Linked DNA regions of Homo sapiens: regions 1, 3 and 4 are each linked to region 2. Evidence: chromatin contacts called from ENCODE Hi-C or POLR2A ChIA-PET data. All regions are on one chromosome and are shown on one strand. The core of a region is the stretch at or near the end of the contact, and the rest is flanking DNA. Distances in the headings are between cores, read along the strand shown. Region 1 holds the start of HPS1-AS1 (HPS1 antisense RNA 1). Region 2 holds the start of CUTC (cutC copper transporter). Region 3 holds the start of SLF2 (SMC5/6 complex localization factor 2). Region 4 holds the start of ZFYVE27 (zinc finger FYVE-type containing 27).

The links. A loop is a pair of places that touch in the nucleus more often than their neighbours do. ChIA-PET counts read pairs that join two places held with the same protein, here RNA polymerase II (POLR2A). Pooled maps may share reads with other maps.
Region 1: a loop to region 2 is called in a map of CD8-positive, alpha-beta T cell, with 27 times the contacts of the local background. The contact joins the promoter of HPS1-AS1 here to the promoter of CUTC in region 2. A Hi-C loop is called at or near these places in 4 of 168 maps with a recorded cell type or tissue (CD4-positive, alpha-beta T cell, CD4-positive, alpha-beta memory T cell, CD8-positive, alpha-beta T cell and 1 more) and 15 of 50 pooled maps. POLR2A ChIA-PET finds 5 or more read pairs at or near these places in 1 of 52 experiments (activated CD8-positive, alpha-beta memory T cell).
Region 3: a map of B cell shows a loop between it and region 2 (39-fold over the local background). The contact joins the promoter of SLF2 here to the promoter of CUTC in region 2. A Hi-C loop is called at or near these places in 3 of 168 maps with a recorded cell type or tissue (B cell and CD8-positive, alpha-beta T cell), 1 of 37 single-sample maps with no recorded cell type and 13 of 50 pooled maps.
Region 4: a loop to region 2 is called in a map of naive thymus-derived CD4-positive, alpha-beta T cell, with 12 times the contacts of the local background. The contact joins the promoter of ZFYVE27 here to the promoter of CUTC in region 2. A Hi-C loop is called at or near these places in 1 of 168 maps with a recorded cell type or tissue (naive thymus-derived CD4-positive, alpha-beta T cell) and 8 of 50 pooled maps. POLR2A ChIA-PET finds 5 or more read pairs at or near these places in 1 of 52 experiments (activated CD4-positive, alpha-beta T cell).

The regions. Positions count from the first base shown.
Region 1 is chr10:98,443,567-98,450,420 of GRCh38, forward strand. HPS1-AS1 (HPS1 antisense RNA 1) reads left to right here and starts at 2,755. Exons shown (of 3, transcript NR_134454.1): 1 at 2,755-3,191. HPS1 (HPS1 biogenesis of lysosomal organelles complex 3 subunit 1) reads right to left here and starts at 3,369. Exons shown (of 20, transcript NM_000195.5): 1 at 3,241-3,369; 2 at 1,734-1,838. RefSeq lists a silencer at 3,187-3,536.
Region 2 is chr10:99,729,428-99,736,611 of GRCh38, forward strand. It overlaps CUTC (cutC copper transporter), which reads left to right and starts at 2,807. Exons shown (of 9, transcript NM_015960.3): 1 at 2,807-2,982; 2 at 6,819-6,890. The coding sequence starts at 2,922. It overlaps COX15 (cytochrome c oxidase assembly factor COX15), which reads right to left and starts at 2,700. Exons shown (of 9, transcript NM_078470.6): 1 at 2,533-2,700; 2 at 126-307. The coding sequence starts at 2,622. RefSeq lists an enhancer at 2,402-2,621.
Region 3 is chr10:100,908,365-100,915,804 of GRCh38, forward strand. It overlaps SLF2 (SMC5/6 complex localization factor 2), which reads left to right and starts at 4,599. Exons shown (of 20, transcript NM_018121.4): 1 at 4,599-4,886. The coding sequence starts at 4,747. RefSeq lists a silencer at 4,119-4,388 and enhancers at 4,609-4,678, 4,699-4,748.
Region 4 is chr10:97,731,113-97,738,390 of GRCh38, forward strand. ZFYVE27 (zinc finger FYVE-type containing 27) reads left to right here and starts at 6,016. Exons shown (of 13, transcript NM_001385875.1): 1 at 6,016-6,209. RefSeq lists silencers at 700-994, 6,212-6,281 and an enhancer at 5,732-5,881.

The DNA of each region.
Region 1 (6,854 bases), core at 1,505-4,004, 1.3 Mb before region 2:
GGCCTACTGGAACCAGACTGGCACAGGAAGGGACCCAGGTCTTGGCCTAGACATGGAGCCGAATGCCCAGGGAGGCCATGCTCACGGCAGCCAGTTAGTGCCTGGTGTGGATCGGAGGGCACTGGTGCACCTCCATCTCTGGGCAGTCCAGAGATATCTCTCCCTCAGATAAAAACAGTTCCAGGGCTGGGCGCGGTGGCTCACGCCTGTAATCCCAGCACTTTGGGAGGCCAAGGGGGGTGGATCACCTGAAGTCAGGAGTTCGAGACCAGCCTGGCCAACATGGTGAAACCCCGTCTCTACTAAAAATACAAAAATTAGCCAGGCATGGTGGCAAGTGCCTGTTATCCCAGCTACTCGGGATAACTGCTGAGGCAGGAGAATTGCTTGAACCCGGGAGGCAGAGGTTGCAGTGAGCCGAGATTACACCACTGCACTCCAGCCTGGGTGACAGAGCGAGACTCTGTCTGAAAAAACAAACAAACAAACAAACAAACAAACAAAAAACAGCTCCAGAAGATGAGCCTCAAAGCCCCTGAATTTACTTCAGCACCACAGAAGTTTCATTCAAATGCTGCTCTCCCTGTTCATGGTGAGAACAGAGGCTGCCTAAAGCCCCTGTACCTAGTAGGCTGCAGCTTCTAGGGCCACAGCCACCAGTGTCTTCAGCCCTCCCAAATCTCCTTCCCCACCCCCCCGCCACACACACACACACCACACACTCTGTGCTTGATTATGTAAGAAATGTCTTAACTATTCACCCACTGGAAGATCTTTAATACAGCTTCCCACACTGTGTGCCATGGCCCTCTGCGTGCGGCAAACCCTCGATCTTCTAAAACTTGGGGCAGCCTGACCAGGCTGGTGAGGACAGTGCTCCAGGCTGGCTGCTGCAGCTAAGAGGCCTCAGGCAGTGGTTTCAAATCCTCTTATGTGCCTCAGGGTGTCACGCAGATATAATCATGTGGTATGTGCGCTAAGCCATGACAATGATTAGGAAGCTCTGCTGTAACTCTCACACAAGTGGATTTCCAGTTTTCTTGGGAGGATCACAGCATCTCCAGGTCTTGTGTTCCGTCATCCCCATGTCCAGCTTAGTGGTCCTTACTGAATTCCTCCCAAACTAACTTGGTGCAACTGGTCCCAAGGTATTTATGGCAAATGCCAGGAGACATAACAGCACAGTGAAGAAGGAATGCAGCCTATTCCCACAGAATTACTCAATGCCAAGGCAGACACTGAGAGTGCAACAGGTGTGAAAAGGAGGTTGCTGGGAGAGGCGGGTGGACCTGAAGAGGCTGCTCTGGGACTCCCAGGTACATGTGACAAAGCTGACCAGAGTGTATGGGTTAGGGAGCAGTGGGCTATGGAATGGAGGCTGTGGTTGTGAGCGGAGAAGTGACCGGCTGGCTGGAGATGGGCAGGTCAAGGTCATGAAGGCGGTCATCTAGGTGCGGGTGTCAGGTAATGAGTGCTCACCCCTTGGTGGGGGCTGGGAGGAGCTTTAAAGATGCAGCAGGCTGTGATGACCTGCCTGGATTCGAGGGGTGAAGGAGAGATGAGGCATCAGGATGGGGGTGGCCTCAGGATGCAGGGCTGGGGAGGGGATGAGCAGGTGTGCAGAGCCCAGTAGCACTCAGTCCACTGCCTACCTCATTCCATCTGCCTCCCAAAGCCCCAGGGTGGATGCTGCCTGCCTCCCTGTCCTCCCCAGGTGGGGCAAGATCATCTACCTTGGCAAGCACAGTGGAGCATCCAGACGGCCAGAGGTTCAGAAAGGGCTGCAGCAGACCGACTCGGTGACTGGCTCATGGGAGAGCAGCACAGCATCCCTGGTCCTGCAAATGCTTAAAACAGAGAGAATATGAGGGCAGGCAGATGCCCTGGTCTTGACTGCTGCCCGTTGAGAAAGGACAAGCTGGAGAAGGGCTGCGTGGTCCCTGGTCTCTCCAGGCCCTGAGGCAGTCTGCTAAGAACATATCTGGGATCCTGCCCCTCACCTCCCATAATGGAGAATAGGAACCCGGCCAGCACAGCCCTTTGCACAGAGCAGGTGCCCACTTTTGTTCCTTCCTCCTTTGTTCCCATGAAGTGCTCTCACTTCTGCGGGTCACTCAGAGCTCCCCAAGCAGCCCCAGGGAGCTTGCTAGGAGTGACTGACGGGAGACAGCATAGCACATCCCAGGTGGTGAGGATGCAGTCCCGGTGAAGGGAGTGGGGATCCTGGGATGATACGATGAATGGAAGGAAACTAACAGGAAAGGCATCTGGGACCAGGTTCTAGTTTTGGCTTTGCCAAGTCCCATAAACCTCTCTGAGCCTCAAACTCCTGCGGAGAAACAGAGCAACATCCCCTACTCTACCTCCCTACAGGGTTAGATCATGGGAGTGACCAGGCAAGCTGCAAAGTAACCTTAGCAAACTGCGTTCTTACATAGGTGTGGGGATCATTATTCCTATTTCCCAGCTTCCCTTCTTCAAATAACAGGATTAATCAATCTGGTTCCGGAATCATTCATATTTGAATAGAGGGCAGGAACAACAGAAAACTTAATTAGGAAGTCAAGCACTGTGAGCCAGTAAGAGGCAAGTGACTACCCGCCACAGAGACTGCTGTTACGAGTTCGGCCTTTAGCAGCCGAACCCTGAGACGGGCTCCATCACCCACATGATTGGCCCGAATGCCATATTCCCGAAACAGGGGGATGCTTCCCAAAGGCTGCTGGGAAGAGAACCTCGCCGGTGTCACACTGAGACTTCCGCTTCACCTCGCTATCTTGCCCTAGAAAGGGAACTCGGAGGGGACTCACTGACGAAAGGAGCTCCAGATGGCGGGGGGCCAACCTGGGGCGACCCCCAGCGCCCACTTTCACCATCTGGACCCCAGCAAACCTCCCTGTGGCCCTTGGTCCCGTCTTCAGCAGCTCCTTCTGGGGTCCCACACCTTCGGAGCCCGGCCCTGCCCCTGAGTCTCTGGAGAGAGCGAGTCAGCAGTTCGCCGCCGCGGGGCTCCCGTTTGCCTAGCACGCCAGTTTCTGTCCAGTTTCACCCCAAATCCCCACCTCCCCCCACCCCCGAACCTCACGGCCACCCTGGGAAGGAGGCTTGACTTGTGACATCCACCCCTCTTCACGGCTGAGGAACTTTGGCCCCGAGCGAGGAAGCGACCGGCCCACGGCCACACGCCCGGAGTGGGTGAGGCTAGGAGTGGGCCCGCTCCGGGACCCCTAGGGACCCTACCTCACTTCCGGGAGGGTTGAAGGGGGGCTCCGGAGGGAGGATCGCCGCCCCCAGAGGGGACAGCCCGGAGGCCCACGTACCGGATCGCGGCGCGCACAGCGCCCCGCCTGCAGGAGCCCGGGCGCGCTTCCGGGTAGGACCGCGTGATCGCGCACGTGACCGCCCGCCCCGGGAGGGGCCGGAGCCGCCGTCGCCTTCCGCGGGTTCGAGCCCCGCCCCTGCCAGGCCTTGCCCATGCCCCATTTTACAGAAGAGGAAACGGAGGCGCAGAGAGAAGAAATAACTTGCTGAGGGTCCGAACCAGGCTCAGAACCCAGGTTTCCTGGCTCCTCAGCTGATCCCTTCTCTCCTCCCCATGCCCCGGAACCTCAGGCTTTGCCTAATGAACTGAAGTTCTGGGGCTAGAGCTGTCCTTTTGTGACTGCTCTCCCTGACCTTTGGGGAGGTGACATAGCGCACAGAAGGGCTCAGTTGCCCCCAGAGTGCCAACGCTGGAATTTATAGGAGTTCTCAATCTATTTTGGGAGTGGAGTGCACATTAGGAGTTTTGTGTTGAACCTATGTTTGCAATATTTATTTTAAAAAATCGTATGTGTATTGGGGGTGCCTGGAAGTGGAGGGGGCGCTCTGGAAGGGCCTAAATCCCCGAACAGTCCACCCCTCAGTGCCTGGGTGCCACCTGGGAGCTTTGAGCCCAGCCCAGCAAGGTATGGGTTGCAAGAACTGGCTGGGGATATAGTAGATTGAGCATCTCTTGGGGGAAAGGCAGAGGCTAAGAATCAATACTTCCACCACCTGCAGATCAAAGAGAGCATCACTCCCCCCAACCCACTACCCACCCCTTCCAGCCCACCTTAGGGCAAATTCTTCCAACTCCCCATCTACAGCACATAGCCCTGCCACACGCATCTCTTTGCTCAGCCCACCGTTGAGATCGTTCACTCACTATGCTTTCAGTGGTCGAATGAATTCCATCAAATGGATATGCTGTTATTTACTTATTCATTCCCCTACTGGTAATTTCCATTTCCCAACTGCAATGTATGAGGATTCTGATTTCTCCACATCCTCACCAATGCTTGTTATTGTTGATTTTTTTTTTTTTAAGTATAGTAACCCAGCGTGGAGTGGTGTCTTGTGATTTTATTTGCACTTCCCTGACGTTCGGCATCTTTTCATGTGCTTTTTGCCTATTTGTGTACCTTCTCTGGAGAAATGTCTATTCAAATCCTTTATCCATTTTTAAATTGTCTTTATTATTGAGTTGTAAGAGTTCTTTATATGCTCTGGTTACAAGCCCCTTATCAGATACTTGATTTGCAAAAGTTTTTTTCCCATTATGTGGCTTGTCTTTTCACTTTCTTAGTGGTATCATTTGTAGCACCAAAGTTTTACATTTTTATGTAATCCAATATAATCTATTTTTTAGTTATGTACGGGTTTTTTGTGTCAACATGTTTCTTTTTTTCAAATTTGTTTGTGGTAAAATACATATAATGTAAAATTGATCATTAAGCATTTTAAGTGTATTGTTCAGTGGTATTAACTACATTCCTAATGCTATGCAGCCATCACCACCATCCATCTCCACAGCTCTTTTCATCTTTTAAAACTGAAACTATATCCATTAAGCAATAATGCTGGCCGGGTGTGGTGGCTCACACCTGTAATCCCAACACTTTGGGAGGTCAAGGCGGGCGGATCACAAAGTCAGGAGTTTGAGGTCACCCTAGCCAACATGGTGAAACCCTGTCTCTACTAAAAATACAAAATTAGCAGGGTGTGGTGGCACACAGCTGTAGTCCCAGTGACTCAGGAGGCTGAGTCAGGAGAATTGCTGGTACCAAGGAGGCAGAGGTTGCAGTGAGCCAAGATCATGCCACTGCACTCCAGCCTGGGCAACGGAGCGAGACTCCCATCTCAAAAACAACAACAAAAACAACAACAACAACAATTCTTCATTCCTCCTCATAGCAACCACAATGTTACTTTCTGTCTCTATGAATTTGACTACTCTAAGTACCTCATATAAGTAGAATCATACAGTATTTGTCTTTTTATGACTGGCTTATTTCACTTAGCATAATATTCTCAAGGTGCATTCATGTTGTAGCATATGTGAGAATTCCTTCCTTTTTTCTTTATTTTTAAGCCTAAATAATACTCTATAGTCTGTATATACTACATTTTGCTTATCCATTTATCTGCTGATGGACAATTGGGTTACATCCATTGTGAATAAGGCCATTATGAACATGAGTGTACAAATATCTCTTTGAGACTCTGCTTTCAATTCTTTTGGGCATATACCCAGAAGAGAAACTGCTAGATCATATGGTAATTCTATTTTTAATTTTTTAAGGAACTACCATACTGTTTTCCACAGCAGCTGCATCATTTTACATTCCCAACCTGGAACAAGTGTTCCAGTTTACCCACATCTTTGTCAACACTTGCTATTTTCTATTTTCTTTAAAATTTTTATAGTAGCCATCCTAATGGGTGTGAGGTAGTTCAACATAAGTTTATATTTCTCTTAGGTAAATATCTACTCATGGGATTGCTGGGCTGTATGGTAAGTCTGTGTTTAAATTTATATTAAACTGCTGAACCATTTTCCAAAGTGGATGTACCATTTTACATTCCTTCTAGCAACACTGAGAGGTGTAATTGCTCTGTAGTCTTGTTAGCACTTGATATTGTCCTATTTTAACTTTAGCCATTCTAGTAGGTATGTGGTAGTATGTTAAGTGTTCAAATTTTGCCTATTTAAAAATTGGATTGTTTGTCTTATTATTTATTTATGTGTTTGAATTCAAGCCCTTTATTATATTTTTTTTTCCCAGTCTGTGGCTTTGTCTTTTCATTTTCTTTACAGTGACTTTTGAAGAGCAGAAATCTTTGTGCATTTTGTGTCCTATGTAAAGTCTCTGCTTAGCCAGGGTCACAGAGATTTTCTCCTGTTTTTTCTTTTTTGCAGAAATTTAATAGTCGTAGATTTTGTCTTTAGGTTCACAATCCATTTTGAGTTAATTTTTGTGTGTGATGTGAAAGAAGGTTGAGGTTTTAGTCTTTTGTGTGTGTGTGTGTGTGTGTGTGTGTGTGTGTTTTGTATATAGATGTCCAATTTTTCTAGAACCATTTGTTGAAAAAAAATATTTTCTCAGCCAGGCGTGGTGGCTCATGCCTGTAATCCCAGCACTTTGGGAGGCTCAGGAGGGCAGATCATCTGAGGTCAGGAATTGGAGACTAGCCTGGCCAACATGGTGAAACCCCATTTCTAGTAAAAATACAAAAAAATAAATTAGCTGGGCGTGGTGGCATGCACCTGTAATCCCAGCTACTCAGGAGGCTGAGGCAGGAGAATCGCTTGAACCCAGGAGGCAGAGGTTGCAGTGAGCCAAGATCGTGCCATTGCACTCCGGCTTGGGCAACAGGAGTGAAACTCCATCTCAAATAAATAAATCAATCAATCTTTTCTCCATTGGATTAATTATCATGGCACGTTGTCTCAAATCAGTTGACCATCTGTGTGTGAATCTATTTTTGGAGTCTATGTTCAATAAATTTAAAAGGAGTTTATTGATTTTCTTAGAGGCAGTTTTTGGTTGAAT
Region 2 (7,184 bases), core at 1,557-4,056:
CCAGCCTGGCCAACAGAGCAAGACTCTGTCTCAAAAAAAAAAAAAAAAAAAATCCTTTCTCCTCAGTCAACCTGTGCTTCTACTGATGATCCAAATACCTGACTCACTACGAGCAAATTACTTACCTAGTTACTCCACCAAGAATAACTGCTCCAGCCACTGTTCCACTGCAGACCAGGAGCCATCGGCCCACCACCCGCTCAGCAGCCTTTGAGGGAAGGGACACTGTACCCCTTCCAGATTGCAAAGCTACTTCAGAGATGGTGCTGTATTGCCCTGGCCTCAAAGGGCGCCTGATGCAATCACACTAAAGATCAAGATAGACAAATTACAACTGGAGAAACAGGGAATGGCTGCTACCCACACTCAACCCCATTCTGATTAGCGCGAAGTACCATAGCATCCCCACAGCCATGTCTTGTTAAGTCATCATCTCTTATCTGGATTACTGCATCAGCCTTCCAACTGGTTTTCCAATTGGTTTTCAAATCTAGCCTCACTCAAACCTATCCCCAACTACATGAATCTTCTCATCTCTGAATACTTCCCTCAGACTTCACTCTACTTACAGATATGGAATATTTTCTTTCACCTCTAGGTCTTTCAACATTTCTCTCTGGCTTGTACACTTCCTTTCCCCTGATTAATAATACCTACTGCAGATCTCCGCTTACATGTCACCTCCTCTGGGATGTATTCCCAGGCTCTTCAAGGTCTGCAATAGGTCACTCCCACAGCACACTGGAAAGCCCTTAATACACTGTAATGTACAGTCAAGCATCACTTAACAACAGGGGCACATGTTCTGTGAAATGCATTCTTAAGCAATTTCATCATTGTGTGAACCTCATAGAATGTACTTACACAAATCTAAAGGCTGGGTGTAGTGATTCACACCTGTAATCCCAGCACTTTGGGAGGCAGAGGCAGGGAGATCACTTGGGTCAGGAATTCAAGACCAGCCTGGCCAAAATGGTGAAACCCCATCTTTACCAAAAATACAAAAATTAGCTGGGCATGGTGGTGTATGCTTGTAATCCCAGCTATTTGAGAGGCTGAGGTGGCAGGATCACTTGAACCTGGGAGGCAGAGGTTGCAGTGAGCCAAGGTCTCACCACTGCACTCCAGCCTAGGCGATGAAGTGAGACTCCATCTCTCAAAAAAAAAAGTACTTACAGAAATCTAGATGGTATCGCCTACTACACCCCTGAGCTATATGGTATGACTTATTGCTCTTAGGCTATAAATCTGTATGGCATATTATGTACCGAATACTGTAACACAATGGTATTTGTTTATCTAAACATAGAAAAATTACAGTAAAAATATGGTATAAAAGATTTAAAAATGGGGCCAGGTGCAACGGCTCAAGCCTATAATCCCAAGGCTTTGGGAGGCCAAGGTGAGAGGATCACTTGAGGCCAGTAGTTCGAGACCAGCCTGGGCAATGTAGCGAGACCCCCTATCTCTATTTTTTCAAAAATTAGGCACAGTGGCACACACTTGTAGTCTTAGCTACTTAAGTGACTGAGGTAAGAGGATGCTTGAGGCCAGGATTTCCAAGCTGGAGGCTGCAGTGAGTTATAATCATGCCACAGCACTCCAGCCTGGGTGACAAAGTAAAACGCTGTCTCTAAAAAAGAAATTTAGAGAAAAAGATTTTTTTTTAAAAAAAAGGTACACTTGGAAAGGCAGCTCCATTATAATCTTATGGGACCATGACTGTATCTGTGGCCTGTTGTTGACCAAAATGTTGTTATGCAGCACATCACTCTACCTTCAGGTTCATCTGTTTGTATCTCCCACTAAACTATGAGCTTTGGGGTGGCAGTGTCCGGTCAGTCTTGCTCTCTCCCTTCTGCTAGCTTTGTTTCTAACACTGTTCCTTTATATAATGAGACCATGATAAGGATTTCGCAAATGAATAAACTGACTTCCTCCAGGGCAGGAGTCTTGTAATATTTATCTTTCTTTTTCCAGTTCCTAATATATAATAACCACTCAATAATTACTAGTTAAGCAAATGCATGCCCTCTTCTTACTATATCCCTGTGAGTCCAAAGATCCATGCTCGGTTTCCTATTTCTGATTAACTGAGTCACCTTTAGAAAAGTAACTTTAAGCCTCAATTTCCTTCTCTGTAGGATGCAGTAATACTTCCTCATCTGACTACTTGGAACTTTTTAAGCAAAAATAAACTATATGGGTAAAAATTACTCAGCTTTTACCATGTGCTAAAGGCCTGATGTATATTAAAGAATGTAATCCTCATAACAAACCTTAAAGTAGGTATTGTTATCCCCATTTTACAGATAAGGAAACTGAAGAACAGAAAGTTTAATTAACTTGGCCAATACCACACAGCAGGTCAATGTTCCAGATCTGAACCTAGGGGCTCTGATCTGAACCTATGCGTTGTGAGTGCACTGTAAGGAGCTCCGGAAACGTGATGTGGGGCTCTACATTATCTTTATCCCGGCCCTTTCACTCCATCCCCGCTCCCGCGACTCGGAGTCCGCTGCAGTGCGGTACCTGTGCTCTAGGCGCTGCCCTAGGAGCCAGGAGCGGCAGATACTGCCTCCCCTTCAAGGCCCTCAACGGCGGAAAGAGCAATCGCTGCATACTGATGACAGGGAACAGCCACCTCTTCCACAACCCAGGGCTCTGTGGTCTCCCTCCTCCGCCAAGGAAAAGAGAAGCACTTCCGGGTCGGGCAGCGGGAGCCCCGCCTTCTCTGGGGACCGGAGCGAACAGAAGTGCGCCTGCGTTGCGACTCCGCTTTCGCGGGGGCTGCTGGGGCGTAGGTGTCGGGGACGCGCGCACGGGCGCGCGCAGCTGTTGACGCGCTTCTTAGCTGGTGCGCGCCGGAGCCCAAATTCCAAGTGGAAACTGCAGGCGCACGAGGGAGGAACGCGTGGAGCATGAAAAGGCAGGGGGCCTCCTCTGAGCGAAAACGAGCGCGGATACCGTCCGGGAAGGCCGGTGCGGAAGGTGGCGGGGGAGGGGACGGTCGGCCGAAGGCTCCCCGGGGCGGGCCGGCGGGAGTCGTAGTCAGTGGTGATTTCTTCTGGAGTCGTTTCCTCAGCTCCTTCCAGCCCCTTGGGCGGCACCTTCTATCTTTGAGGCGTTAAAGGTGTGGAAACGGAGGGCGTGACGAGGGGCAGGTAGCGAGAATGGCTCAGCTGTGGAGCCAAGGTTCGAGTCCCGGGGTCCCCTCATAACGGCCCTGCGACCTTGTGCAAGTTGGTTAACTTCAGCTTCACGTTTTTTCCGTCGCCACACGAGGATGCCAGTACCGCCCGCACCAGCAGCCAGTACTCCGCTGGGATAGTTAATTGTCGAGCGCGGAGCCCAGTTCCTAACCTGCAGTTACCTGTAGCTGCCACGGCGGGGACGGGGCTTGGTCCCCAAAGTCACGCAGCTACCAAGTGGCCGAGCTTGTGGCTGCTCCAAGACCCGAGTTCTTCCTGAGTGCCAGGGTAGCATGGCATGGCAGGTGCCAGAGAATTTGGCAAGTCCCTCTTCCTCCGTGAAGAGGAACCTTCCTAAAAGTTATCAAGAATCCTCAAAGATTTTTTCTTTATGTGGATTACATCTATCTATTTTGACTGTATTAGAAATTAAAACAAATTTTTTTTTGGGAGGCCGAGGGGGACAGATCATCTGAGCTCAGGAGTTCGAGACCAGCCTGGCCAGCATGGTGAAACCCCGTCTCTACTAAAAATACAAAAATTAGCTGGGCATGGTGGCAGGCGCCTGTAATACCAGTTACTCGGGAGGCTGAGGCAGGAGAATCACTTGAACCCGGGAGGCGGAGGTTGCAGTAAGCCGAGATCGCGCCACTGCACTCCACCCTGGGCGACAGAGCGAGACTCCGTCTCAAAAAAATAAAAATAAAATTAAAACAAAATTTTAAAATATTGATTAGAAAATAACCATAGTAAACCCATTACATATTGACATAATATTTTTTTGAAAAAGAAATATTCCTAAACAACAACAACAAAAAAAGCAAAAGAGTGGAAATATATTTTTGCAAGTTTCTTCAGTATATCTTAATGGAAGACAGCTGGATTCTCATGCCCGCTGCTTCATTCAGTCTAACATGTCAAGTAGCCTCTTGAAAACGCCTCTTCACGGAGGTTGCAGTAAGCCGAGATCGCGCCAATGCACTCCATCTTGGGTGACAGAGTGAGACTCTGCCTCAAAAAAGAAAACGCCTCTCACTTGTGAGAGAATTAAAGTGAAAAAGTCAAATAAAGTGTTAGAATTATTAAGAAAACGGTTGTAGCCCTGCAGACTCTGAAAAGTCTCAGAGGCTCCCAAAGCTCTCTGGACTACTACACTTTGAGAACTGCTGCTGCTTCTCCTTTGATCCTATAACTTTGTTGCTTGGGACAACTGCCTTGCTCTGCCTTCTGTCATAGCCTTTTTTATACATCTCTCCATCTTCTCCTGCCTAGGGTCCTTTCTTGTGTGAGGCAAATAGTCCCCCGGCAGCATCAGCATCGGCCAGTGCCACTGATCTGACAGCTGGTCTGGTAGCTACCAGGAAACTCATGGAGTTAATAATGCAGAGCTGTTGGTTAAGAGCATAGATTGACACTTAACCCTTTCACAGTTTGGGACTGATAGTATTTTTTTTTTTTTTTTTTTTTTGAGACGGAGTCTGGCTCTTGTCGCCCAGGCTGGAGTGCAGTGGCCTGATCTCAGCTCACTGCAACCTCCACCTCCCAGGTTCAAGCAATTCTCCTGCCTCAGCCTCCTGAATAGCTGGGATTACAGGCGCCCGCCACCACGCCCGGCTAATTTATATACTTTTAGTAGAGATGGGGTTTCGCCATGTTGGCCAGGCTGGTCTCAAAATCCTGACCTCAGATCCGCCCACCTTGGCCTCCCAAAGTACTGGGATTACAGGCGTGAGCCACCGCGCCGGACAGGGACTGATAGTCTTAAATAAGTAAGGCAATTGCAGTTTGATGTTAGCAGATGATAGGTTTTTGTTTTATTTGTTTTTCAAAGTAAAAATTGCTTTTTTAAATTATAAAAGCAATATTGGGTAGAAAAAATAAAGCAATAAAGAAAAGTAAAAAGAAGAAAATAAAAATAATTTCAAATCACACCCCACCAGAAGTGACCATTACCAGTATGTGAGGAACATTCTAGTAAGTGTCATTACATGAAGTGTGCATTGTTTCGTTCATTTTTTTAAATTATGTGCTCCCGGAAAAAAACTCAAAACTCTGTTTACATCACACTTTGTAATATAAATACATTAATTTTGTTGTAATTATTCAGCTTTTAGTAAATATTTGATTATTGTGTACCATGGTAGATACTGTGCTTGGTGTGGGTGATGATAAAGATTTCTCACATAAAGACCTTACTTAGGAGGCCAGACGTGGTGGCTCATGCCTATAATCCCAGCACTTTGGGAGGCCGAGGCTGGCAGATCGCTTGAGTGCAGGAGTTTGAGACCAGCATGGGCAACATGGCGAAACCCCATCTCTACAAAAAATACAAAATTAACCAGGTGTTGTGGCACATACCTGTAGTCCCAGCTACTGAGGAGGCTGAGGCACAAGAATTGCTTGAGCCTGGGAGGCGGAGGTTGCAGTGAGCCGAGATCATGCCACTGCACTCTAGCCTGGGCGACAGAGCAAGACTCTGTATCAAAAAAAAAAAAAAAAAAAAAAAAACAAACTTAGGAACTCTAAGTCAAGTAGAAGTGATCAGATATTTATCTGCATAAATAATAAAAGGTAGAAAGTAATTCATATTTTAAGAAGGAACAATTGGGGTTTCATAACTCATGAAGAGTTAAATGAGTTCAAAAGAGGGACATAAAATTTTCTACTTTGGGAGACAGAAAAAATCATGGAAATGTTCCTTGAAAAATTTTATTCAGAGATGAAGCCAGAAGGAACTCTGGGTTGAGGAGAAGGCATTGGGGAGCCAGCGGTAGGGACTGGAGAGATCTGGAAGCATAAGAAGGAATGAGACAGAGTATCACTCTGTCACCCAGGCTGGAGTGCAGTAGCACAATCTTGGCTCACTGCAACCTCCACCTCCTGGGTTCAAGCGATTCTCATGCCTCAGCCTCCCAAGTAGCTGGGATTACAGGCGCATGCCACGATGCCTGGCTAATTTTTGTATTTTTAGTAGAGACAGGGTTTTACCATGTTGGCCAGGCTGATCTCCAATTCCTGACCTCATGTGATCCACCCACCTCGGCCTCCCAAAGTGCTGGGATTACAGGCATGAGCCATCACACCCGGCCAGATAACTAATACTTTTTGATTCTTGAGACTATATACTTTACATGAATTATCTAATTTAATCCTCACTACTCTGAGGTACATACTAAAATCTACCTTGTTTTATAGAAAACTTAAGTAACTAATCTAGGATCTCACACTAAATAGTTGGTGGGACATGGATTTGAAGTCTGTCCTGCTTTTAAACCTATATTCCTTATAAAGAAGTTTAAATATATTCTGCAGGCATTGAGAAGCATTGTAAGAATCTCAGCTGGAATGTGATGATGAGGTCTATGTTTTAGGAAGATTAATTTGGCATTCGATAGACATTTTCCTCAGTATAATTTTTTATACATCTGTCTGTGTACCTATTTCAGTCTATAGGCATCAATTCAATAATTAATGTGATATTTTATTGCATTCATGGGCCCTAGTGTACTTATCTATTACCTGTTATTGGACATTTGCATTTTGGCAGCAGAATGTAAACCCTTTGTGGTAAATTGGTCTGGATGGATAGAACCTTTATGAACTCTTACCATTCTCCATGTATTTTAGGAGCAGCAAATGGATTTCTCATGGAAGTTTGTGTTGATTCAGTGGAATCAGCTGTGAATGCAGAAAGAGGAGGTAAGAGAAATCAGATAGTGAATGACCGTTGGCTACCCTTTTAAGAGTCTGAAAATTAATCCTGTGTGCTTATCTCAGAAGCCCTTGTGATCTCTAAGCATCCCTCATAATGCTTTCAGAAACAACCAATTAGAAACCCTACTGGAAAATTATGATCTAGTCTCTCCCTCTCCCCAAGTGGGTCACATTTTAAGTCAAGTGTCGACAATAGTACTTACTCAATGACTTGATTTTTTATTGAACTTAGCAAAATTTTAATTTTTTTAAACCATTAACTTAAAGATGACTTCAGAG
Region 3 (7,440 bases), core at 3,349-5,848, 1.2 Mb after region 2:
CTTCAGTTACCTACCTAGCCCCTGTAAGCATAAGTGCGAGACCACTCTTTGTACCACTTGAAGCCAGAAATCTAGAATTTTGTGTGAAATCTTTTGGTTTTTAAATGTTGCTCCGTGTCTTTAAACAACTCTTGGCCGGGTGCAGCAGCTCATGCCTGTAATCCCAGCACTTTGGGAAGGCGAGGATGGAGGATGGCTTGAGCCCAGGAATTCAAGATCAGCCTGGGCAATATAGCAAGACCCCGTCTCTACAAAATTTTTAAAATTAGCCAGACATGGCGGCATGTGCCTGTAGTCCCAGCTACTCGAGAGGCTAAGGTGGGAGAATCACCAGAGCCCGGGAGGTTGAGACTATAATGAGCCATGATTGCACCACTGCACTCCAGCCTTGGCTGTTCAGTGCCACCAATACACACAAGTATGAAATATGAACACAGATTACAGCAATGACTTTTAAATATTTCGACCATGGCCCAAAGCAGGGGCCACAGGAATACCTTTTACATCACTACCATATAAAATATATATACAATTGAAGAAGTAAAAAGTTGCAAAACAACACATGCCCATATGTTGTGTGCAGTGAACAGACATTCTCTATTCCATTGTCTTTTTCTTTTTTAAAAACATGGTCTGTAACCCATTACATCAATTTCAAAATCCTCTAAGGAGCTGCTAACCGGGTGTGAAAAACACCTAAATATGGGATAGAATCCCTAAAATCAATATTTCCCCAAGAGTTTCTTATATTTCAGATGTACGAGTAATATCTACGCCTATCAATGCCTACCACCACCACTGGTAAACAAGATAACTCTAGAAGAAACTTGGATATATTTATATTTTTAAACTAGTTATATATTTTTACTAGTATTAGTTTTTAGTTATCTTCCATTTTAGGAAATTGATACTGATTTTCCACTTACGGGAATGATTTAAAGTTTTCTCCTAAAATAAATGTACTTAAATTTAAAAAGCAATTTAAGGAAAAACATTAATAAACAGCATAGGAAATATTCAGACATGTTGAAAATCACAAATACGTGTCTCATGTATCTGAAGTGTGGGAAACTATCTGGCACCATTCTATCATGATAGAACAAGAAATGGACGTTCCTTCACATTAGATCTGCTTTTGCGCAGCTCTACTAATTACTCCCAGAACGTTAGGTTACATGACATGATATTAGTTTACATTTGGCTTTTCCCCAGCAGCCGCTTAAACCTGGGAGGTCCTTTTTCCAAGCACTTGGGCAGTTTCGAGTTTGGCATCCTTTTGCACAGTGATTTGTGTGGATCTTGAGATGCTGTGAGCTTGCCATCCCTTCTTGAGATCATCACGTGGTCTGTCTTTCTCTGTCAGGCTTTCAAGTTAATTATTTCCTGTTTTTCTGAGTCTGTTCCTTATCCCCCTTCCCAGGCCACCCTCTACCCTCACCTTCACCTCCCCCCAGCAGTTCTACAGAAAATCAGTCTTTGTCTCTTGGCCTGCCCTAGAACACCTTCCAACAAGAGCCTTGGAGTTAATTAAATGTGTGGCAATTTCAGAGCAAAAATTTATTACTGGGTACAATCAGAAATTACTTTTAGAGTTCTTTGCTTTTTGGTAACATTCTCTGTCACTTACTGACCTTTTGTTCTCAGTCCCTGCCTGCTTAAGGTACTGTGTGAACCAATCTGCCCAAGCTGTTTTCTCTCTGTGTGACTGCTTAAGATCTCTGGCATGAGTTATACTGTCACTCCTCTCAGGAACTCCCACGTTGGGCTTGATTTTCCCAGCAAACTTGATCTGTTGTTCATGTAACATTGTTTCTGCTGCTGTCCCATTCCTTCTCATCAAGGCCAGAGCCCCCTCCTCCTGTTGTCTTTAACAAGGCAGGGTGCTAAACTGAGCTGAGCTGCACCCCCACAGAAGCTTTGTGCAAAGAAGCCACTCCATTTCTTCAATCTTTGCATCCTCATCCCATCCCCATGCCCAGAAATCTTCCCAAACTAGCCTTTTATGGTCATCCAGCCTTAATTTCTCTTTTCTTCCAAATCCCAGCTAAGTTTTGTCTTAAGTCTCTAACTGGGTTTGGTTACATTGTTCAATGTCCTTTCCCCCCAGTAACCCCCCTGCCATCCTAGTTTTCTCTCCCCTATTAGCTCCTCCTAAGCACGCATCTGAACTCCTTAAATCTTTTACCTAGTGTAGTTTCCTGGTCATCTCCTTTTAGCCCACTACAAATTGAAGTGTAAAAAACCCTTACAATAAACATGTGTGCGTGCACACGCATGCATGGTATATACGTACACATTTAAACTAGGAGAAAGGATATAAACACAAAATAGACTGTCCAGTACTATTTGGGGGTGGGAGGTGGAGAAGAGCCCTAGGCCCTAGAAGTTCCCCTGGGGTTCTTATTAATATGTTGAACATATTTCACCCTGCAACCCAAATCTGTACCACTTTCGTACACAGCTTAAACAAAGAAGAGTCTTGATGCTTATTGAGGATTTAGATAACTACTTCCCGTTAAGAAGATATTTTTAAAATTGTGTTTTCATTATGACTCCATCTCCATTTATTGATCGAGGGATTTCTTGCCTCACTTAACTCCATAATCTGTTACTCAGATTAAGAAAATGAGAAAACTATTGTTTGGTAGTTTGAGTACAGGCTTTAAAGTGATACTTTGGAGGCTGGATGATTCAAGTACTATAATCCAAGAAAAGCAACTAAATGATCATGCAGAACGTGTTTTTATGCATTACTCTTTATCGATTAGGCATGCAAGGAAATGAATCGGATTAAATGTTTCGTAGATGTGCTCTGTTATAGTACAGAAACTTCCTAGTGTAAAAACATCCAACAGAAAGCACTAAGAGATAGGAAATAATACATGTAAAATGCAAATGTGTAAGTCATTCAACACATTTTGAGTATCATGTTTTTTTATGTAAAAAACAATGTTACGTATAGTAAATTCTCCGCTATTAGGAGCAGAAAAGTACCCTCTATTTTGGCACTTCCCTTCTTCCGCCACCATTAGCTAGTATACAGCTGTACATATGTGCTTTTGGGGTGAATGTGAAACCTGTATATTCACTGTTTACCTTCGACCCTCTACTTTGCCAGCTTTTTGTCCACTTTATTCCTTATTAATTCTTCCTCCCGGGGACTAAAGGGGAAGGGAAAAGGAGGTGAACTTGGAGTCAGTCAGGCATGCTTAGTGACCAGAACAGTTCAATTTCGTTTTTTCTAAATTTTAATTAATTAATTTATTTTTGAGACAGGGTCTTGCTATGTTGCCCAGGCTAGTCTCCAACTCCCGGGCTCAAGCTATCCACCTGCCTTGGCCTCCCAAACTGCTGGGATTATAGATGTGAGCAACTGTATCAGGCCAATAGTTCAATTTCTATACAATAAACTTGAAAGACCCGTCCAAATTATTTTATATCATTTAAGATTTTTTTCCATCCAACTGATTAAATAACTCTGTCAATTAAAGCTTGGACATCTTGAAATTGATATTTTGGTTGTTAACAGTTATTGCAACAGTATTTGACCTGTCTCTGGAAGATTTTGTAAAGAAGTAAAATTCGCTGTAGGAATCTATCTGGGGAAGAAAGGGAACTATAATTTGCTCTGTACCTGTTACATGAGAGAATCTGAACTGTGCAGTGTACACTGTTTTATCCTTTTATGGTTTACAATTACCCAGAAAAGTGAGTAAAATGCCCGTTTTACAGATGTGGAGGCTGAGGTTCAGAGATACTGACCAGTCTCTCGGTTTATAAGGAAAACCATGGCTAACAGCCTCCAGAGCACAAGCCCTTTACAAAGGAGGGTTGGAGATTGCAGGCAGCTTTTACTTATCTATGCTGCCCACGCTTAACATGGAAAACTGAAAGCTGACCTTGTGTTCCTTTAAAAAATCTCCAAGGAAGTCGGCTGCAGAGACTTCATGGTAACTCATGAGAAACAAAATGCTTTTGTGGATTAACAACTGTCTTTATTCCAATGGAGTTTTTTGGGGGTTTTTTCTTCTTCTTAAAGACAAAAAAATAATCTACCGCTGACACTCAACAAGAACCGTCGTAGAATGGACAAGTCTTCGGATCGCGCTGTGCAGATCCCTCAGCAAATTGTGACAGTATTATGGCACTTTGGCCTAAGCTGTTAAAGAGACGATGTAATGAACAGCTGCGGATTTCTGAGGCACAATTGTGTGACACAGGAAGCCCAAGTGTTGGCCATCCTCAACGAAGGCAGCTGCCGGGCTCCGGTTTGCTTCAGCAAACCCTCACCCCTCGCCTTCAACCAGGCGGGTGTCGTCAGCTGTCCGCCAGCTGCTGCCCGCGCCTTTCCGCCCCCGCGCGCCGGCCAAGGCCGAGGCGGCCGGGACCAGAGGCGCGCGCCCTCAGTGCATGTGACGGGGTGGGAGGGGGAGGTTTCTTCCTCCCCCGTCCCCAAGCCCCGCCTTCTCCAGAGAGGCTGCGGCTTCCTATTGCGCCACCACCGAAATGACCACCGTGCCAGCCAATCAAGACGTGATTCATGAAGTAAGACCCGCCCCTTACTGGTCCCCAGGTTCCTTCCCGCTCACGCCGGAGTCACTTCCGAAGAGAGAACCGCCATGAAGAGAGAAGGGGGTGCCGCCCACCTCTGCTCCGACAGCCTCCCGGAGTCCCAGCAGCAAGACGGCAACCACGCACCCAACTTCTCCAGCCACGGCTCATGCCGCCGTCGCCAGCGGCGCCGACATGACAAGGCGCTGCATGCCCGCTAGGCCAGGTTTCCCCTCATCCCCAGCCCCGGGGTCGTCGCCCCCGCGCTGCCATCTGAGACCCGGTAGTACCGCCCATGCTGCAGCGGGAAAGAGAACAGAGAGTCCTGGGGACAGGTACCGTGCAGAGGGCTTGAGAAGGGGCCGGGTCGCGGGGGCAAGGGTATGAGGGGAGGGCTGCAGACCGCCGCTCTTCCAGTTCCCGCCATCCTCCGCGAGCTCAGGCGTTGGCATTTCGGGGCCTGGCAAATCCCCGCCCCGCCTCCGCGCAGGGGCTACTGGGAGTTGGAGTTTGCTTCTCTGTAGTTGGGCAGCTGCTCTTGGTCTAGTGACCACCAGCCTGGACAGCTACGGAGAACCCGCCTTAGGTAGAAAGAAAGTGATTTTTTTCCTTTGCAAGAGTTTGACCCGGGACCCTAACTGCTTAATGCATATTTAGATCGTTTTCTGTACGTTGTCAGTTCTACTGATCCTAGTGGTTTAGTAATATAAACCTTTTCTATGTTGTGGGTGAAATTATGTAACCTGTGATGAGGGAATCCCTTCCACGAATTACTTTGTAGTCCAGCGTGCACGCTAGTTCATACTTAAAAGAACTTGCAGATTTGGAATGTGACGTGTTTTCTCTTTCAGTAACTTCACGCCTCTCCAAGAGGCTAATTTTTTTGTAAAGATTTTGTGGGAGCTATGTAATGAGATGGGGAGTTTCATCTAATGACATCCTCTGACAATAAAACATGTTTAAATTCCCTACGAACTTGGTACTGTCTTTTATTTTAAGTTAAATTGTATTAAGTTTTAACAATATTCATGTTACTAATACTGTGGTACAGGCCCACAATCCCTTATCTTAACTCTGAAAGCCAGAAAGCTATGAAAACCAAAACGTTTTCAGTAAGTTTGGCACCACATCTTACTGGGCAGCCAGATCTGACTAAAACTAATGTAAGGCTGTTTGTGGTCTTTATCCCATTAAGTGTGAATATTCATGTTTTGCTGGAGAAATGTCAGTGGATTTGATTACAGGTTGCAGCACCAGACCCCACTGGGGACTTTCCATAATACATCCAAGTTATCCCCTTCCTAAAATCTGATAAATTCAGAATTCTAAAACACATTTGGCCCCAGAAGGTTCAGATAAGGGTTTGTGAAACTGTTATAATTGTGTGTGTGTGTGTGTTTTTTTTTAAGCCAGTTGTTAAATAAGCAGTGGACATTTTGTGTGCATATGAACTTAGAGAACCTACCTCTTGAAAGTTACATTCATGGTTATTTTACAGGTTTCTTGTATGTTTTACCCAAAATCATTTTTTCTCTTTCTGGTGTATTAATCAAAAAGGAGTCTGAGGTCCAATATTTTAGGGAAGAGATACAGTGTTACATTTAGTAAAATGCATTTAGAATTATCTTGTGTGCAACAAATGAGCTGCTTCTGGGTCCCTTCCCATCTCTCCTCAATCAATAACAAGATCAATAACAAGGTATCATCCTTCTTCCCTTTGCAGAACCTCCAACATTTACTCTGGTGGAGTTAATTTGCCTAGTATAATTTATGTAAACAAATGCATATATTCTTCCATAGCCCGTCACTCATATTCATCTCATAAGCACTTAGCTTTTATACCAGCATCTCAAACAAGCGTGATGGACTTGGTAAACCAGTAAAGATGTGCATTGCTCTTCTAATGTGACCAGTAAAGTGTACAAGAAGCTTAACCTTCAAGAAACTTGGATTGTTGGAATTTTCACTGAGCATTCCAACCTCATAGTGGATGAATGTTTAGGGAAATCAATAGTCTATAGCTTATTCTCTTTCAGTAAAATGATACATTTTAGCAAAATTTACCAGAAAGTTAATTTTTTGTTCAGCATATCATAACATCCCCTTTTTTGCAGCTGACAACTCTACAGTGAACAAATCAGAATACGAATTCTGGTAATGGATTCCTATTTCACTTTAGCATTATTGCCAATGTCAGAACTTGATTAGTTAAGCCAGATAATGAAATCCAGTCTTTACGGTACAGAAATTCTTAAAAATTAATTTGGTTTTTGTTATTCTTGTTAACTTTCTTCCTTTTCTCCTTGTGTTTTTCCCAAGCAATGTGTTATTTTTGTAACTATCTTAAGGATTCTTTGATAAAAAATTAAGAATTTGAAACTAGTTGTGACAACTCATTCTAATTTCTGCTGTTACTTAGATTAACATCTTAATGTATAAAGAGGGTAGCATAAGTTTGGTATTTTTCTTTTCTGCCCTTGTCCAGCAAACTCCTCTTCAACTGATTCCCTAGATCAGCCAAATCACCTGTATTGCCATTCTACCATCTACTGTTCTACTCTTGTTATGAGAGTCTGTTCAAGTTTTACTCCATTTTTATAATCCCCATTATTCATTTGGCATACATCTATTGAGTTTTTTTTTAGCTTGTTATTCTAAATTTTAAAACGCAGCTGTGCTTAGATACCAAGTAATTATTTTGTATCAATGTCTGCAGAGAACAAGTAGGTTCATATGCTGATACCCAAGATGTTGCATTCTACCATGTAGCCGTGAACATTTCAGTCTTAAGAAGCACTCTGTACTAATTCCTTGGGTCTACACACCAGTCTGACCTATTTAAGTACTATAAATAATATAAACCTCAGTTGTATTTTTATAAATGAACTC
Region 4 (7,278 bases), core at 4,766-7,265, 2.0 Mb before region 2:
CCAGCCTAGCCAACATGGTGAAACCCCATCTCTACTAAAAATACAAAAATAGTCGGGCATGGTGGCGGGCGCCTGTAATCCCAGCTACCTGGGAGGCTGAGGCTGGAGAATCACTTGAACCCAGGAGGCAGAGGTTGCAGTGAGTCGAGATCATGCCACTGCTCTCCAGCCTGGGCGACAGAGTTATACTCCATTTCAACAACAACAACAACAAAAAGAAAAAAAAAAGAAAAAAAGAAAACGGCGTGTGATTTCTGAGGATGCATCAGAAGAGACTTTTGGCTTCCTTCCTGGCTCCCTGGTGGATCTCTTGTTCTGGGTTAAGGCATCCGCCATGTCAGGAGGACACTCAAGAAGCGTTCAGGAGAGCCCCGAGGGAGGACCTGGCACCTTCTGCCATCTTGTCACTATTGGAGAGTGCCAGCATCACCTTGTCAGCTGTGTGAGGAAGCCACCCTGGGAGCCGATCCTCCAGCCCCACTAAGCCTTCAGATGATTGCAGCCTTGACCAACATGTGACTGCAACCTTATGAAAGCGCCTGAGCCAAAACCATCACCAAGCTGCTCTTGATTTTCTGACTAAAAACACCCAGAACCCAAAAAACTGTGAGATAATACATGCTTATTGTTGTTTTAAGTAATTAAGTTTTGAAATACTTCATTACACAGCAAGAGATAACTAATGCAGCTAGAAGCATGAAAATATCTGGCATAGTGTGGAAATGGCGAGAAATGCATTGAGGCTGGCACGAGAGGTTAAAGCCAGAAACTTGGAGTTGAAAGAGATGCTTCTGAAATGCCATGTTTCTCCATAAGAGTGGGCAAGGGAGCCATCTGGTGGAGGAGGCATGCTTAGACATTCCCTTCTCTCTTCCCTGATTTCTCCAGCCTGTTCTCCTCAGCATTTCCACCTAGTATTTCTCCAAGGGCCACAGTGAGGTTTATGAGTCAAGTATGTGGGCCATAAACACACTTGCTTATTGAAGCAAATACTAACCTCTGCAAAATGTCAAGGTAAGATATTATCTTCAGTGATTATTTAATTTTCTCCCTTAGTCTCTTCTACCTGTCTGCTACCAAGGGGAAAACATCAGCAGCACCAGGAGTTGAGGCAGAATGCTGCAGGAGGGAAAGAAGGAACTAGAACTTGATTATGGAAAAATCAGAATTAGACTCGAGAGAGCACAGTCAAGCTGGTCCGTCTCTTAATTATAAGGGGAGGCCTTTATTCATCGCTACAGGCCACGACTATTGTCCCTTTCTGGTTTTTAAAGCCTTCTTGTATCCTCCAATGTTCCCTCCAGATAATGTCTAGAAATTCTTGAATAATATCTCTCAATTCTATAGCTGCTGGAAGAGAAAACAAATACTATTACTCTCCACTGTCAGACTGAGGCCAAGGAGGAGGAATTGCAAAGAAACTAAAATTTACCTTTGGAGTAAATTACCAGTGTGAGAATTTCAGGCACTTAGGATATATATATTATTATTATTTTTTCGAGACAGAGTCTTGCTCTGTCGCCCAGGCTGGAGTGCAGTGGCACGATCTCCGCTCACTGCAACCCCCGCCTCCTGGGTTCAAGCAATTCTTCTGTCTCAGCCTCCTAAGTAGCTGGAATTACAGGCACGCGCCACCACACCCGGCTAATTTTTATATTTATTTATTTATTTATTTTGAGACGGAGTCTAGCTCTGTCGCCCAGGCTGGAGTGCAGTGGCATGATCTCGGCTCACTGCAATCTCCGCCTCCTGGGTTCACACCATTCTCCTGTTTCAGCCTCCCCACTAGCTGGGACTACAGACGCCCACCACCATGCCCGGCTAATTTTTTTGTATTTTTAGTAGAGCCCAGGTTTCACCGTGTTAGCCAGAATGGTCTCGATCTCTTGACCTTATGATCTGCCCACCTTGGCCTCCCAAAGTGCTGGGATTACAGGCGTGAGCCACCGCGCCCGGCCTGATTTTTATATTTTTAGTAGAGACGGGGTTTCACCTTGTTGGCCAGGCTGGTCTCAAACTCTTGACCTCAGGTGATCTGCCCGCCTCAGCCTCTCAAAGTGCTGGGATTACACGTGTGAGCCACTGTGCCTGACCGGTACTTAGGTTATTAAAGAAAAAAATTTATTTTTCTTAAGAAGGGTGGGGACTCCTTAGCTTAAATACTACATTGTTGAACACAAAACTTTCCCCATCCTCTCACTTAGATTAAGTCTGCCTCTTCTCTCTGCTCCTACGGTTACAGTAGAATCCCCTGCTTTATATCATGGCTCAGTCAAGTCAGCGTCTTCTGTTGAACTAAGAGTTCATAGAGGGTAGAATTTCTGTCCAGTTCATTCTTGCTGGTTTCACAGTCATTGTTTTAAGAAATGATTCATGACCAGCCTGGGCAACATAGCAACACCTCATTCTACAAAAAAAAAAAAAAAAAAAAAATTGGCCAGGCACGGTAGCTCACACCTGTAATCCCAGCACTTTGGGAGGCTGAGGCAGGCAGATCACGAGCTCAAGAGATCGAGACCATCCTGGCCAACATGGTGAAACCCCGTCTCTACTAAAAATACAAAAATTAGCTGGGCGTGGTGGTGTGCACCTGTAGTCCCAGCTACTCGGGAGGCTGAGGCAGGAGAATCGCTTGAATCCGGGAGGCGGAGCTTGCAGTGAGCCAAGATCGTGCCACTGCACTCCAGCCTGATGACAGAGTGAGACTCCGTTTCAAAAAAAAATAAAAATAAAAATTAAGTAGCTAGGTGTTAGTGGTGTGCACCTGTAGTCCCAGCTCCTCTGGAGGCTGAGGCAGGAGGATTGTTTGAGCCCAGGAATTAGAGTGAGCTATGATTGCACCATTGCACTGCAGCCTGGGCAGCAGCAGAAGACCCTATCTCAAAAATAAAATAAAATTACATTAAAAAAGGAAAGAAAGATAAGAAAAAGAAAAAAGAAATGGGCATTGTTCTGGGGCTTTTGTTGAAAGAGATGTGAATTCTGTGCTCCAAGAGGAAACTGACACGCATGCGCTCATTCAAGGAACATTTGTTGGTACCTCCTTTGTGCTAGATGCTGGACACAGAAATTATAGGCAGTTCCCTCAGGACTCTCACTGTCTAGAGAGAGGAGGAGGCACCAAGTGCTGGGGTGGGGCAGGCCCACGGAGCCAAGTCAGAAGGGCACGTAATCCAGACAGTGGCTGCTGATGGGGAAGGTGTCAGAGAAGTCTTTCTTCAGGGGTGAGATCTGAGCTGAATTTTGGAGGAAGAATAAGAGCTGGCCAACTAAAGAATATGGGGCGCAGTGGCTCACGTCTGTAATCCCAGCGCTTTGGGAGGTCGAGGCAGGTGGATCACCTGAGGTAAGGAGTTTGAGACCAGTCTAGCCAACATGGTGAAACCCCATCTCTACTAAATACAAAAAATTAGCCAGGCATGGTGGTGCATGCCTGTAATTCCAGCTACTTAGGAGGCTGAGGCGGAAGAATCGCTTGAACCTGGGAGGCAAAAGTTGCAGTGAGCCAAGATTTCTCCATTGCACTCCAGCCTGCGCAACAAGAGCAAAACTCTATCTCAAAAAAAAAAAAAAAAAAAAGGTGAGAGTAGTCTGTAGAAAGGTACAGTAATGGGAGAAGGTGTGACATATCCGAGAACTGCCAGAGTTGAATACACCAGGCTTTGGTTTTATCCTGGAGGTCACAGGGGGCCACTGAAACTATCCACCAAGAGAGTGGTCTGAGAAAGGTACAGAGGGGTGGACAGGGTGGGGGATGGGAGTGGGTGGGGAGTGGCGATGGCCTATCCTGGAATTCAGACCTGAGGCCAGGTTAGGAAACGAAGAAGAGGGGCCTTCAGAGGCTATCTGCATGACAGACCCAGGAGCTTTCGGGGAAAAGACCCATCCTAAGGGAGGAGAGGCAGAGTCCAGCAGATGGGCCTGGACCACCACAAAGCTCAGTCCATTTCTCTAAGGGGTGGTGAGTGGATTTCTGTATATGGCTTAGTGATATGTGTGGGAATTGGATCTTTCTACATTTTGGCCTTTCGTGGATTCTTGTCTGATTTTTGGGCTAGGGGTGGTGGTGGTAGGGCTTTGAGTAAAAATAAAAATCACAATGATTGCTAACGATTTTTGAACACTTATAACATGTCAGGAATTTACATACTTTAGCTCATTTAATTCTCATCACAGCCCCACACTGAGGGTACCACTATGGTTATCCCCATTTTACAGCTGGAAAAACCAACCAAGCAATTCATCTGAGGAGAAGCCCTCCTACCTTACTTATGTTGGGACTGGCGCATGCCGGGTAATTGACAAAGTCAACTAAAGCAGGGAGCTTTGAGAAAAATACCTACACAGGGTAAGCATTTACTTTTGGGACAATCGTCAATTTATACATAGTTATAAGAACTAACACAGGGTGATCCCACAGACTACCCCCCAATGGTAACATCTTGCAACCCTTCTTAACAGAATGCCTACTATGTGCCAGGTACTGCTTTAGGTGCTGGAGACATAGACACGGGAAACGAAACATTAGCTGACAGAAGCCACAAGAGTGAATGAGATCCTCACGGAGTGCCTTGAGTCAGAAGAAAGAAGGGTAGCAAAAGGAGCCCCAGCATTTGAGGGGTAGGAAGAAAAGCCCTAAGGAGACCTTGAAGGTCGGAAAGAGAGGAGAGGGTGGTGTCATGGAAGCTAAGGTGGACAATGGTGCCAAAAAGGAAAGAGATTCCAGTGCTTCTGAGGTCATCTGCAAGGAGGACTGGGAAGTGTCCATTGGATTTAGCAGCCAGGATGTCACAGGTGAGCAGGCAGGTAGCCCAGAAATATGGAGGGGAGCAGGACCACAGTGCAGTGAGGAGTGAATTGGGCGAGGAAGCAGCGGTAGAGAGCACTTCACAGTGAGTCTTCCAACTCATGTAGGAAAGAGGGGGTAAAGTTAGGCTAAAGGAGAAATTTTCCATGAATTTTGTCTCTAGAATGATGATTAAGAGTTAGCGAGAGTCAAGATTTCAGGCCTGTTAGAGCAAAGCCCTAAGGAAATAAGAGTTGGACCCTGGAGCACAGCTAAGTCCTGGCTGGAGGGATGGGCCTGTCTTTCTGAAAGGAGATAATGGAGGAAGAGATGCAGTTAAAGCTCTGTGGCTACTTGAAGAGGGAAGTGATTACTTCCAGCTGGGGCACTCAAGGAAGGGATACAGACATTTGAGTGCCAGGGGCATTTGAGGGTAACAGTGGAGGGGTTCAGTTGGCCAAAGTTAAAGGCAGCTGAAAGATGGCAGGAGACAAGACCAGGAAATGCAGACCAAGGTGGGTGGTGGTATGGTTGGGGCGTTGGGGTCAGATGACACATAAGCTTCAAATTCCAGCTCCCATTTGCTTCTTAGCTGTGACTCTAAAGAAGTTCCTTAACACGTCTGAGATTCCCCATCTGTAAAATGGCGACAACCCTAATAGGGTCGTTGGAGGAGAACTAGATAATGTCTAAAAAGAGCTCAGTCCGGTTCAGTGCTTGGCTCCTCTGTACCTGAGCGCTAAGTCACTAATATAAAGCCATCGGATGTGTGCTTTAAGGGAAATTAACTGGGCCACACGGTGTGAAGTGAACTGAGCTGGGAGAGGCCTGCACAGGACCTTGTACACACTAGCTACTCCGGAAACAACTGCATGCTCTGCTGGGCATCTCATACAGGATACGGTGTCTTTCCGGGGCTCACACACAGTCCCCAGTTCAGTTCCAAAGTTGGAAGGAAAGAGGATGAAGACGTAAATTCTTCATTTAAGCCTCTCGCCAACTGTTCCCTGCGGCAAGGCAGGGCAACGAGCTGCAGGGTCGCCAAGCACGTGCTTCCAAGGGTCCTCAAGGCTTTGTGAACGGCGGCCGGCCAAGGACAGAATTAACTCCAGCCTGGAGCGCGCGGGAAAGACGCGCAGGCGCACTGCTGGCAAGGGTGCTTGCCTGTGCTGGGGTGGGCGGAGCTAAACCCGGAGCGGGATGACGTCATGAGGACGCAGCCGCAGAGCGATTCGCGTCCCGGAAGCGGCGGTGGCGGCCGCGGCGTAGGCGGAGGAGATTTTCGGACCTGCGACTTCCGAACAACCCTGGCAGGAGGAGCGGCGTTCAGCCGGGGGAGGCCTGAAGAAACGCTCCGGGGCCCAGTGGCTCTACCCCTGCTCCTGCCCGACCCTGCCGCCTCCCTCACGGAGCCAGCGGCCGGGTAGGTGAGGTGCCGTCCCCCCGCGTCCCAGTGTCTCCGCAGGCTGTGTGTAGTTGGGTGCTTGGGCGCAGCGGGGGCCGCCACATGCTGGCCCCACGACCTCGGGCATGGCCTTCCCTGTCCAGCCTCACGGGCTCCATCAGGCCCCCCTGGCTGCAGAGGTGTTGGCCAAGGCCAGTGCGGGCGTCGATATACCTCGCCCCTTCCTGGGCTCATACCTGGCGCCGCTCTGTGCCCTTTCGCCTTGGCTCGGCCTGCGGGGATTTCGGGGTCCCGTTGGCCCCTTTGTCCCATCCCCTCACCCTCCCATCAGGTCGCGGCTGATTGCCTGGGACTGGTTTATGTTGCTCTTCGCCGAGGTTCCGCCCCCTCGTTTGCTGCTTAGAGTTCAGGATAGGACTTTGAACTGGGAAAGACCGTAAAGGCTCCTCGGTTTCCTCATCAGAAAGGGCAGACGGGAATGGGGCGTTCTGATGCCGACTGCCCTGGGGCAGAGATGGCCCAGGAAGTTGTTGGGAACCGAAGGGAGTGGGAAGAGTTAGAGGATCGGGCGAGAGTCCTGGAGCACGGTATTTCATTCACTCATTCAGCAGGCATTTGTTAAGCACCCACTGTGTACAGAAGCAGTCGTGAATGGAGGCCAGTTAAGAGCAGGGAGTTTTACTTTGACGTGGTCAGTGCTCTGCACTTGATCTTAGCCACAAGGCCAAGAAGCGATGTGATGTGATAAGTGCTCTGTTAGGGTGAGTACGTGATCCTTTGGGAGCATCGGAGAGGGTCTCCCAGTCCAGAGTTGGGGGTGTTGGCAGAGACTTCCCAGAGTAAGGGAGTGATGTTTAAGCTGATACCTGAAGGATGAGTAGGAATTAACCAGGTAAAGAGTGGGAGAAAAATGTTCCAGGACATCATTTCATTTCAGCCCATGGGCTGCCTCGCTGCAGCGATCATTTATGCTTGGTTTTTATGATTTTTAGTTTTGATGGATCTTTGGGGAAAAGAGCATTGGATGGAGAGTACAAAGAACAGGATTTTAGGTCTGAATAGTTCACTTTCCCTTGCTCACAGGTTT